4 separate regions of the Mus musculus genome follow, and regions 1, 2 and 3 are each linked to region 4. A link is a loop called in an ENCODE intact Hi-C map of the cell type or tissue named here. Cell type or tissue: left cerebral cortex. All regions are shown on one strand. Region 1 has its middle 590 kb from the start of Cnksr2. Region 2 has its middle 330 kb from the start of Rps6ka3. Region 3 has its middle 580 kb from the start of Cnksr2. Region 4 has its middle 420 kb from the start of Rps6ka3.

Region 1 (2,500 bases), 200 kb after region 4:
AGTGAGATTCTGTCTCAAGGCAAAACAAAAACAAAACACTGTATAAATATATGAAATTTTCAAACAATAAAAAATTATTTAAGAAGAAACAGTTGATGAATAGATTTTACCAACGTTTATAACTTCTGTTTATTAAAGTTGAGAAAATGCAAAGCTAAGCTAGTAGAAAAGATTTAAAATATAGGGCATCTGACCAAAGGAAGGAATTGTTGAAGTAAGGGCATACAATGACTACTTTCAGTGAATATATGAAGCACATAAAAACCCAACCAAAAAATGATGAAAAGAAAGGAATTCTGGAATAGACATTTAGGAAAATAAGATACTTTAATGCCTTGTGAATACATACAACAGTGCTAAGACATTTTAAAAATATAGTTAACTAAATTCTTTTGTGATTCAGATATCCCATCCCTATATATGTACCTAAAATGAATGCTTAGCTCCACCATGACATTTCTACATGAATGTTTGTTTCCAGCCACACACTGGAAATGGTATCACCCTTCAGTGGGACATTCAAAACCAGCAGCAGCAACAACAAAACAATAACCTGCCCATATGCAAAACAAAATAAAGGCTCTTAAAATCATTATGCTGTGCGACAGAGAGAGGCTATACTTTATGATGAAAACAGACAAACATAATCAATGGTAATAAGAAGGAGAACAGTGTTTGTCTATGGCAGTGCAGGAATTTATTGGAAGGGGGAATTAGGGAATTTTCTAATGTGATGGAAATGGTCTGTATTTTATTAGGCCATTACCTGAGTGTATACATTTATCAAAGCTAATCAAAATAACACCTGTCTATTTTATTGTATGTAAATTCTATCCCAATTAAAAAATTCTCCAAGCAATAGTTTTTGGGGGTCCATATGGCAACCTCAGACTGGCCAGCAAGACAGGTGAATGAATTTATTTTGCAACAGTCTTTTAATAGAGATTTTAAAACCAGACATTGGATTCATTTGTTTTTAAAGAAACATATTTTTTGAGGAAAGTGTAAAAGACAGATTGGAAAGGGGAGTATCTGGAGGCTACGCAAGTCCAGGCAAAAAGTGCTGAGGCATGAAACTAGGGCAAGTGGAAGTGGGTGTGAAGGAGTTGACAGATGGGGGAAATATGGAGTGAATGTCAATGGAAATACATGGTGGAATTGAAGAGAGCTAGGGAAGAGTTGAGGATGGTTTTCCATTCCTTGATGAAAAATTTGTCCTTTTGTTGTTTGGGGATGAGATAAAGTTGTTGAAGGGTGCAATAAAGAAGGTATTACAGACAAAGTCAAAATACCTGCAGGATATCTATGTGGAGTTTTCCAACCATCACTTGGAAGGATGGATGTGAAACACAGGAGACTGGTAAGACCTAGAATCATAGCTAGAGATAAAAAGTGGGCAGCCCAAGGAATTAAGGAGAATGGAAAACAACCAGAGGGCTGGAGGCAATGTCACATAAGGTATCTCAGCACAGATAGCATGTGCCAAGCTTGTGAAAATTCGTAAAGCTCCCAAACACCCAAAATTCAGCCTTTTCACATTCATAAACCCCCAGATACCCTCAGGTTTTCACCTTTAAAATTCTATCATTTTTGCTTCTTTCTTACTAGTGATCACACATGAGAAGAAGGACAAAAGAATGTAGATCTGATACTAAGTAATTGGTGTCAATTCTCATCCTCCCTGTCAGGACCTACTTTTAGCTTGAAAGAATGTAATGGAATTTAGTGGAGAACAGCACAAGTAGCACATTTAATCAGACTCAGGAGCCAGGAACTGAGAGTGGCAAAATGTTAAGTGCTAGGTAGCATTCTGCGATTATTCTACTTTAGTGGCATCTTACTAAACATCGTATTAATCATAATCTTATTAATCATTATCAATTAAATATCAGATAGAATTCCACCTAAAAAATTTACATATTTTTCTCCTGATGTCTGTGGCAGCAGGTGGTTGCAGCGAGTCTCCTGGTGATGGAGATTGAATATGGCCCCCAAGTTATGTGGCTTTTAGTAGTCTCCCTCCTTCGAGTTTCAGACTGAAGTAGTAGCCAACAGACACAAACGATAGAACACTTGAAGATAAAACCAGGAGAGTGGACTAAGTGGAGCTTAGAGGGGAGGAGTTGAAGAGAAAAAAAGGAAAGCAATGCAGCCCAAAGCCAGGGAAAAACATTTGTAAAGAGAATACTCAACAAAACTTCATGATGCTAAGTTTAGTGGGCTAATTAGCAATTAGGTTTGGTACTTTCTAGAAGTTCACACCCCACTCCCCACAGCTGCATATTTAAATTCATTCCCCTGGTCCTCTGGGCTTCTCTCCTGTCTCTCCCTCCATACCTGATCCTGCCCTACCTTTCCCCTCTCCCACCCACATCCCTCCTTTCCTCTGTCTCCAGTGATCATTTCCTTCCCCCTTCTAAGTGGGATTGGAGCATCCTCACTTGGGCCTTCCTTCTTGTTAAACTTATGGTCTGTGGCTTCTATCATGGGTATTCTGTAC
Region 2 (2,500 bases), 87 kb before region 4:
ATGTACGCTGTTAACTACAGACGTCTGGGTTTGCTTCTCCCGAGGGGCTGATGGAAGATTCACCAGCACGTGGGTGAAGCAGCAGCCTTGTGATCTGGCTTCCCAGCCTCCGAGCCGCCTTCCAGCTGCCTTATGTAATGTGATCTGTTTGCTGATGGGAGCCTGATTAGTTTCTGGGTGGGAACTGCAAAACCTGTGCACAGTCCCCGTGAGTGCTAGACTCCGCCAGCCTAGTTGAGTTTGTATTTGTCAGGCAAGCAAGGGGTTAAATGGAGCCACACTAAGGGTATGCACGTGGGTGCACAGGGAGGCCAGGAATGGTGTGGATGAGTGATAGAGGCAGTTGAAGTAGTCCGAATAAGAGCAGCATGTGGGTGGTGGAGAGGGAGAAAGAAAAGCCGGGGAAGGGCTTTAGGGAGGAAAAGCAGTCGCCACCAAGCAGCTAACCGTAGATCATTGGCATGCATTCCTTATCAAATGAGAGCAGGACACAGAGACTGAAATCAAGCTGAGCAGAATTTCTAATAGAACTGGCTGACCTTTCAAACGAAGTACTTAAGTAAAGATGGGCAGCACATGGCAGGACTTTTTACAAGGAGGCAAAAAGTGGGCAGCTCAGAGTTTCAGGTGTACTGTATTTAAACAACACATCTCATTGGTTTTGAGTCAAAATACTTTAAAAGTACCCCTCAAGCCACATTTAGTGCCTCAAGCCTGTAATCGTAGCACTCGAGAGGTCGAGGCAGGAGGACTGGTGGTAGTGTGCAGCCAGCTTGGGCTATATAGTGAATTTCAGGCCAACCTAAATTATACCAGGAGACCCTGTCCCTCCAGGTAACTTTATTTGCTCTGGAATTCTTTTTATCGTCCCAAGTTGAGGGGACTGCATGCTGTTTTGGTAGGAGTTTAATATAAATAGCCAAAGTTTTTTTTACACTGTTATCCTTTGAGAGTTGTTTTATTTTCACATTTCTATAAATATGTTCAGCAACAAGGTTTTTGGAGAGCTCCCCAAGAATTTCGCTTGTGAAAGTCTCCATGAGAATTAAAAACAAGTCCCTGTGGGTTCTCCATAACCGCTAACTTTAAGACTAAAAAGTTACATTAATGAGTTCTCTATAAATCTTCTCTCCGTCGATAAAAAATTCTTTTTGGTATGGTAATTTTGTTTACTTCTCTCAAGAGTCAGTCATAATCAAACTTGACCAGCAGGGGGCGAGCGTTCACAGAAAATGCAAGTAGTCCCTGCTCTGGCTGATTTGCCGGATGGAAGAAACAGGTTTTATTCTGAGGTATTTTCAGTTCAAATTCAAGTTCTAGAACTTTGATTTATTATTAGCTTCTCTTACTTGGGGAGAAGGGAGGAGAGAAAAACAGGTCTGTCTGCTACCCGTGTGTTCTACCCCCAACTTTAGGGAAGGGCTCAGAAACCGCAAGTTTTCAGTAGAGTCAAACAGGCTGGATCGTGCATGAATCTGAGAACACAGGCTCCAGTTTTCCTAAAATGACAAATCGCCTCCCGTTACTCAAGAAATCACAAAAGATTCACACCCACCCTTTCTTCCCCCGAGCTTTGTCCTTCTGCGAGTGATTTGCAGTCCCAGACAAGTATTATATAATGATGAGGCAGAGAAGCCTGAAGCTTAGTCTTACTGCTTCTTTCGCAGAAAAGACATTTAAAAAGAAAAAAAGAAAAACGATTATAACACCATCTTAAATGTTTCCGAGACAAACGTTTCTGCCAAGTGTTGGAAGAGTGGGGCATTAGTGTATTAGTTGTGTCCATTTGCCATGGTCCAAGGGAGCAGTTTGAAGGGAAAGATGGAAAGATACAACTTGCGGGTGAGTGGGAAAGGGCCTGCAGTTCCAGGACATCTGGCTCTGATCCCGGCTGATTTAGCTGGCTGAGTATTCTTGAATTCCTTCCCTTCCTGGTCTTCAGTTTTACAAGCTGCAAATGATGACACAATGCCTTCCAATCTAACATGTTACCCTTCTCTCTAGAATAAATGTAGATGACATTGTTTATTTGACTTCTTTCCAAGAACACAGCAACATTCGACAACCAAGACAACATTGTTCAGGATATTATGGTATTTCAAAAATCCCCAAAGTACTTTGTATTTCACATTTCTGCAAACAGTGTCACTATTTATCAACAATTTCCTTAGTGTTTTTATAGCAATTATTGTCTGAGTAATTCTCTCTGGGGAATCCTAGTTAGGTACTGTGTGGTATGGAAAAGCCTTCAATTTTTTTTTTCTTTTTTTTCTTTTTGCTTCTTTTCTTTCTTTTCTTTTTGGGGGATGGTGGTGGGGAGACAGGGTTTTGCTGAGTAGCTCAGGGTGGTCTTCATGCCTCTACCTCTTGAATGATGTGATTATAGGTCTGTGCTACTCTGTCCCCAGCAGAGCTTTTGATCCCTACGATGCAAGCATCTTTGGGGATTACAGTGAGACTTCAGTGACTTGATGTTAAGCACACAGTAAGCTGGGATATA
Region 3 (2,500 bases), 210 kb after region 4:
TGCAACTACATAATATTTAACTGACTGTATGTTATAGAATGATGCAATAACTTATTTAACCCAGTTTACATAGATGTTTTAGTATTTTCAATCAATGTTGCAATAAATTTTCTCAAGCATGTGAGTTAGGAATATGTTGGATAGTATACAGAGATTGAATTGCTAGTTCCAAACAATGTAATATTGCTACACAGAAGTCAGACTAATGTATATTCCCATCAGCAATATTTGAAAGAATATTTCCCAATGTCTTCTCCAAAAGAGTATATTAAAAGTATATCCTTAAACTTTAAACTTAACACTGCATTTTAAAATTCAAGTTTAGGGACTAGAGAGATGACTTAGAACTTAAGAGCACTGTTGGTCTTGCAGAGGACCTGGGTTTTTTTGGTTGTTGTTGTTTTTGTTTTGGGTTTTTTTTTTTAATACTAAGTACTGCATGTTGATTCAAAACCATCTGTAACTCCAGTTCAAGAGGACTCAACACTTCTTCTGACCTCCATAGGTACAGAAACACACATGGTACACAGGCATCCATGAATGAACAATACTCATACACATAAAAATAAAATAGATCTAAATAAAATAAAATAAAATAAAATTCAAACCTAGCATCTTCTGTGGTGGCAGTTCCCAATGATGATGTCTGTTTGAACATTTCCTGATGAGATAATTCTGCCATTCTTCTGAATAGGCTTCCTCAGTTTCCAAAGCATGTGGATGAGTTTCAGCCTCTTTGTGACTATTTGTTAATTTCCCTGAGGGGTTATCACCTTTTACTGACCTAGTAAATTCTATTTTCTGAGATCAAAGACATGGATAAGGCAAACATGATACTGTTACATTTTGAATATGAAATTTCTCCCTTAGACTCATGTGCTGACTACTTGGTTCCAAGTTAATGGTGGTGTTTTAGGCAGTTCTGAAAATTTTAGGAGATAGGCCTAATTGGAGGAAGTCCAAATTTTGACATTATAACAGATCCCTGGTCCCTCTCCCTCTCTCTGCTTCCTGTCTACCTCTTCATCTACATATTCCCACTGCCATAAGGCTCTGCCTTGCCAAGGGCCCAGATTTGATGGAGCCAGGGACCAGAGATTGACATTTCAGAAAATACAAGTCAAAATCTTCCCTTCTTTTTAGTCGTTTCTGACAAGCATTCTGGTCATAACTATGCAAAGTAACTAACACATCACCTACAGAGATTCTATTCTCAGGGTCATATAATTTAAGTGTCAACACTTCCAAGACTCAAAGAGTGCATGATGAGACAGTTAAGATAGGTCATCATAATGGTAAGCACAACTTGGTAGATTCTTACATTTTTCCTTCGTTTGCAGCTTGAATATTTCCTTAAAACCATTTATAGCTTCAAACAATAACTGCCTCTGAGACTAAGGAGAAAATGAGAGATTTGGATTCCTCGGAACTAAGTGTTATATAACTGTAGGTGAGTCATTGTTCTGTAGTAAAGGAAGATAGTCTTGAAGCTTATTACAGGCTGTCGAGGGTGGCAGTAGATAATGATGATAACACAATTCCTCTTCTTCTTTTCCATTTATAAGAAAAGAAACATTGTGATACGAGGTGGTACATAAATTCTAAATAATTCATCTCTTGAGCATGGGTTTGGTAAAGACTTTTGAATATACATTTATTACTTATCATCCTATATTGTATGGCTTCATTTTGTTATAGATTAAAGATATGTTTCAAATTACTAGTATGAATTGTTTCTGAATGCTACAGGTGCTATTGTTATAATCTGGAATGAAAATATTGATCTGAAAGTTTTTTATGAGGTTTGAGTATAGACTTGTGCCTATGCCTAAAACACTGTTAGCATGAAAGCCATCTGATTGAGCATGAATAATCAATACAGTTTAAAAAGTTTGGACTCTGATGGTGAGTATACTGTTGTTATGTTTTCTTTCTTTCTTTTTTGCCTCTTTCCTTCTTTCTTTCTTCCTTTCTTTCTTTCTTTCTTTCTTTCTAGGTATTTATTTCATTTACATTTCCAATGCTATCCCAAAAGTCCCCACACACTCCCCCACCCATTCCCCCACCTACCCACTCCCACTTCTTGGCCCTGGCTTTCCCCTGTACTGAGGCATATAAAGTTTGCAAAACCAATGGGCCTCTCTTTCCACTGATGGCCAACTAGGCCATCTTCTGCTACATATGCAGCTAGAGACACGAGCTCTGGGGAGTACTGGGTAGTTCATATTGTTGTTCCACCTATAGGGTTGCAGATCCCTTTAGCTCCTTGGTTACTTTCTCTAGCTCCTCCATTGGGGTCCCTATGATCTATCCAATAGCTGACTGTGAGCATTCACTTCTGTGTTTGCTAGGACCCGGCATAGTCTCACAAGAGACAGCTATATCTGGGTTCTTTCAGCAAAATCTATGTTTTCTTTGTTTTCAAAATAGCCAAGGTTTAGAGATGACATTATCAGTAGTAAGATGGTCACTTTTGTGTCAACTTTGAATTATCTCAATC
Region 4 (2,500 bases):
TTATTTAGGAGTTAGTTTGAAACTGTACCCCTTTAGCAAAATAAAAGTAGTAGGGCCTATTTTCTCTCCAGCCACAGGTTTTTGGCCATGTACTAGGCTTGAGTTCCTCTCTGCAGATTAGGTCACAAACTCGGTCAGAAAACAATTGGTTATCCCCTTAATGTTCTTGCTGTGTGACCAGCAGTCTAAAGTAATGTGGATAAAATCACCTATGAGTAACATTTGATAAGAAGGATGAAGGAGGTAAAAAATGGACGTCTTTGAACTGAAGGGTCATGGGGAAAGGCAGAGATCAAATGAGAGCTGTAAAACGGTGCAAATGGACAAGCAAAATTCTTTGTATACTGTCAAATCTTGCCTAGGACTGCCATGGACAGTAATATCTAGTCAGAGGATTACGACAATCCAATTATGGCATTATCTCATTGGCTCGATAGCTGGAGTAATGGGTCAGGTGCATATGAAAGTGGAATCTGCTCTTTTTCATTTTTGCCTGAGTAGATGCTTCAGTGAAAGTGACCAGCAGCTTGAATTTGCCAGACACCCCAGTTTTAGCACAGAAAGCCTGGCATTGTGGGGTCTCAAGCCTTGTCTCCTCTATCCTGTCCTGTCCTGTCCTAGCCTATACTATCCTATTGTATGTAACACTGACCTGGAATTTAGTGTATATCTATCACAGAGAAGACTTATTTTTCTGGCTGGTCGTGGGGGAGGGGTTCTCATTGGTTTCTTAAGTATATTTAATTTGCTAATGATGAGTGCTAGACATTGTGAAGATGGTAAATAATTTTGCAAAATCGGATTCTGGATTCATTGTCTACAGCAATTTAAATGGGTTTTCTTCCTTCCTTCCTTCCTTCCTTCCTTCCTTCCTTCCTTCCTTCCTTCCTTCCTTCTCTCTCTCTCTCTCTCTCTCTCTCTCTCTCTCTCTCTCTCTTTCTTTCTTTCTTTCTTTCTTTCTTCAAGATTCATATATAATGCCAAGACAATTGTCCTCATTCGTGCATGCATTTATGCATGTGTTACCATTGGCTGGTATAGTATTGACCTACATAGTCATAGAAGCCAAGAAGATACAAGGGGAGGAGAAAAATTATGGTAATGCTGAGCCTCCAGTCTGGCAGATGGATGTAACCTACTCAGAGTATTTTCAAAGCATGTGGCTTGAATGCAGATTAATGTCATGCAAAATGAATATGCAAATGTTAAGACACCAAGTCACAGAGTAAAATGCCACATCAGAGGAAGATAGGGTTAATCAGGAAACCTTTTTGAGGATGTTAATGCCAGTTTATGAAATGAAGATAATGTCACATAAGGGGAAAAATAGCCAAATCACAGAAACCACTCAAAGTGAACATTAAAGGAAACAATGATGATGATGATGATGACGACAACAACAACAACAGGGGCATTGGTGTGGGGCATCATGATGAACTCTATGAAGTTATCTGTCACAGAACAACTGAAACCTGGTTTTGGTCCTATTTTAATTATCACCTAGCTTTCTGGTTGGCAACTGGTTTTCTTGACTTAGAAATCACTGGGAATTTTTTTTACTTGAATCACAACATTGAGTTAGAATCTTGAGCAGTGATTCTCATATTTGAGCACATGTAAGACTCATCTGGAAGACTTGTTAAAGAGAGGTGATGATCCCTACTTTCTGAGTTCCTCATTTAACAGTTCCAGTTGGACTTGAGAATCCTGACTATTGGTAAGTTCTCAATATAATGCTACTGCTGCTGCTGATACAGAGATCACACATTGAGGATGAATGGTTCAGAAGACCCTAGAGTAGTGGTTCTCAACCTCCTTAATGCTGTTATTTCAGTGAATCCCCATCATTATTTACAAACAAATAGCAATCTACTCTTTTTTTTTCAGCTTTTAGGAACTTTATTTTCCTTCCACCATTTTTCCCCTTTGCTCAGATGTGTACAGAGCAGCTCAGAACCACACAGTGGTGGCTCCAATCCTCTTGGCCTGCCCTGTGGGAGCTGCTGACCAGTCCTCAATGGCTGGCTGCACACTCCTGTCTTCCGTGTGGAACTGCTGGATGGGCACAGAGGGAACCTGCACACCCTCAGACCCATCGGCCACCTCAGGCTGAGCAGCAGTGAACTCAGGAGCTGGTGAAGTCCATTTGCCCTGAAATTCCTCCTTGGTCACAGCCTTCTCAGCAGCAGCCTGCTCCTCCTTCTCAATCTCCTCTGGGTCTCTGTAGAAGTAATGATCAGGCATAACCTCCCCTGGATGCTCACGGGAGATAGTACCTCGAATGCGCAGTACTTCCCTGGCCAGCATCCATCACATCAGACCCACTGAGTGAACTCCCTTATTGCATGGGATGGCAATGTCCACATAGCACAGGGGAGAATTTGGGTTACACAGAGCAATAGTGGGCAGGTTGACATAAGAGGCCTCTCTGAGGGGCTGGTAGTCAGCTCTGGGATCAGTCACCACTAAAAGCCGTGGCTTTCTGAAGGCTGCTTGGATC

The links. A loop is a pair of places that touch in the nucleus more often than their neighbours do. Peaks named below come from ENCODE experiments on the same cell type or tissue, not always from the same donor. Only the 100,000 strongest peaks of a DNase experiment are listed, where the experiment ranks them.
Region 1: it touches region 4 in a loop (3-fold over the local background); 2 of 42 quality-filtered maps call a loop at or near these places.
Region 2: a loop joins it to region 4, with 4 times the contacts of the local background. A loop is called at or near these places in 3 of 42 quality-filtered maps.
Region 3: it touches region 4 in a loop (5-fold over the local background); 3 of 42 quality-filtered maps call a loop at or near these places.

Annotation. Positions count from the first base shown.
Region 1 is chrX:158,631,183-158,633,682 of GRCm38, reverse strand. No RefSeq gene overlaps it. Among named protein-coding and RNA genes, the nearest start is that of Cnksr2, 590 kb to the right of the region's middle. In left cerebral cortex, no CTCF peak of the experiment used is centred here; a DNase peak (open chromatin) is centred at 1,083; H3K27ac peaks cover 556 bases.
Region 2 is chrX:158,921,025-158,923,524 of GRCm38, reverse strand. No RefSeq gene overlaps it. Among named protein-coding and RNA genes, the nearest start is that of Rps6ka3, 330 kb to the left of the region's middle. In left cerebral cortex, a CTCF peak has its summit at 1,208 (motif pointing right); DNase peaks (open chromatin) are centred at 1,250, 1,485, 1,846, 2,425 and 1 more place; H3K27ac peaks cover 2,335 bases.
Region 3 is chrX:158,626,325-158,628,824 of GRCm38, reverse strand. No RefSeq gene overlaps it. Among named protein-coding and RNA genes, the nearest start is that of Cnksr2, 580 kb to the right of the region's middle. In left cerebral cortex, no CTCF peak of the experiment used is centred here; a DNase peak (open chromatin) is centred at 1,229; H3K27ac peaks cover 170 bases.
Region 4 is chrX:158,833,770-158,836,269 of GRCm38, reverse strand. It overlaps the pseudogene Gm5764. Among named protein-coding and RNA genes, the nearest start is that of Rps6ka3, 420 kb to the left of the region's middle. In left cerebral cortex, no CTCF peak of the experiment used is centred here; a DNase peak (open chromatin) is centred at 1,121.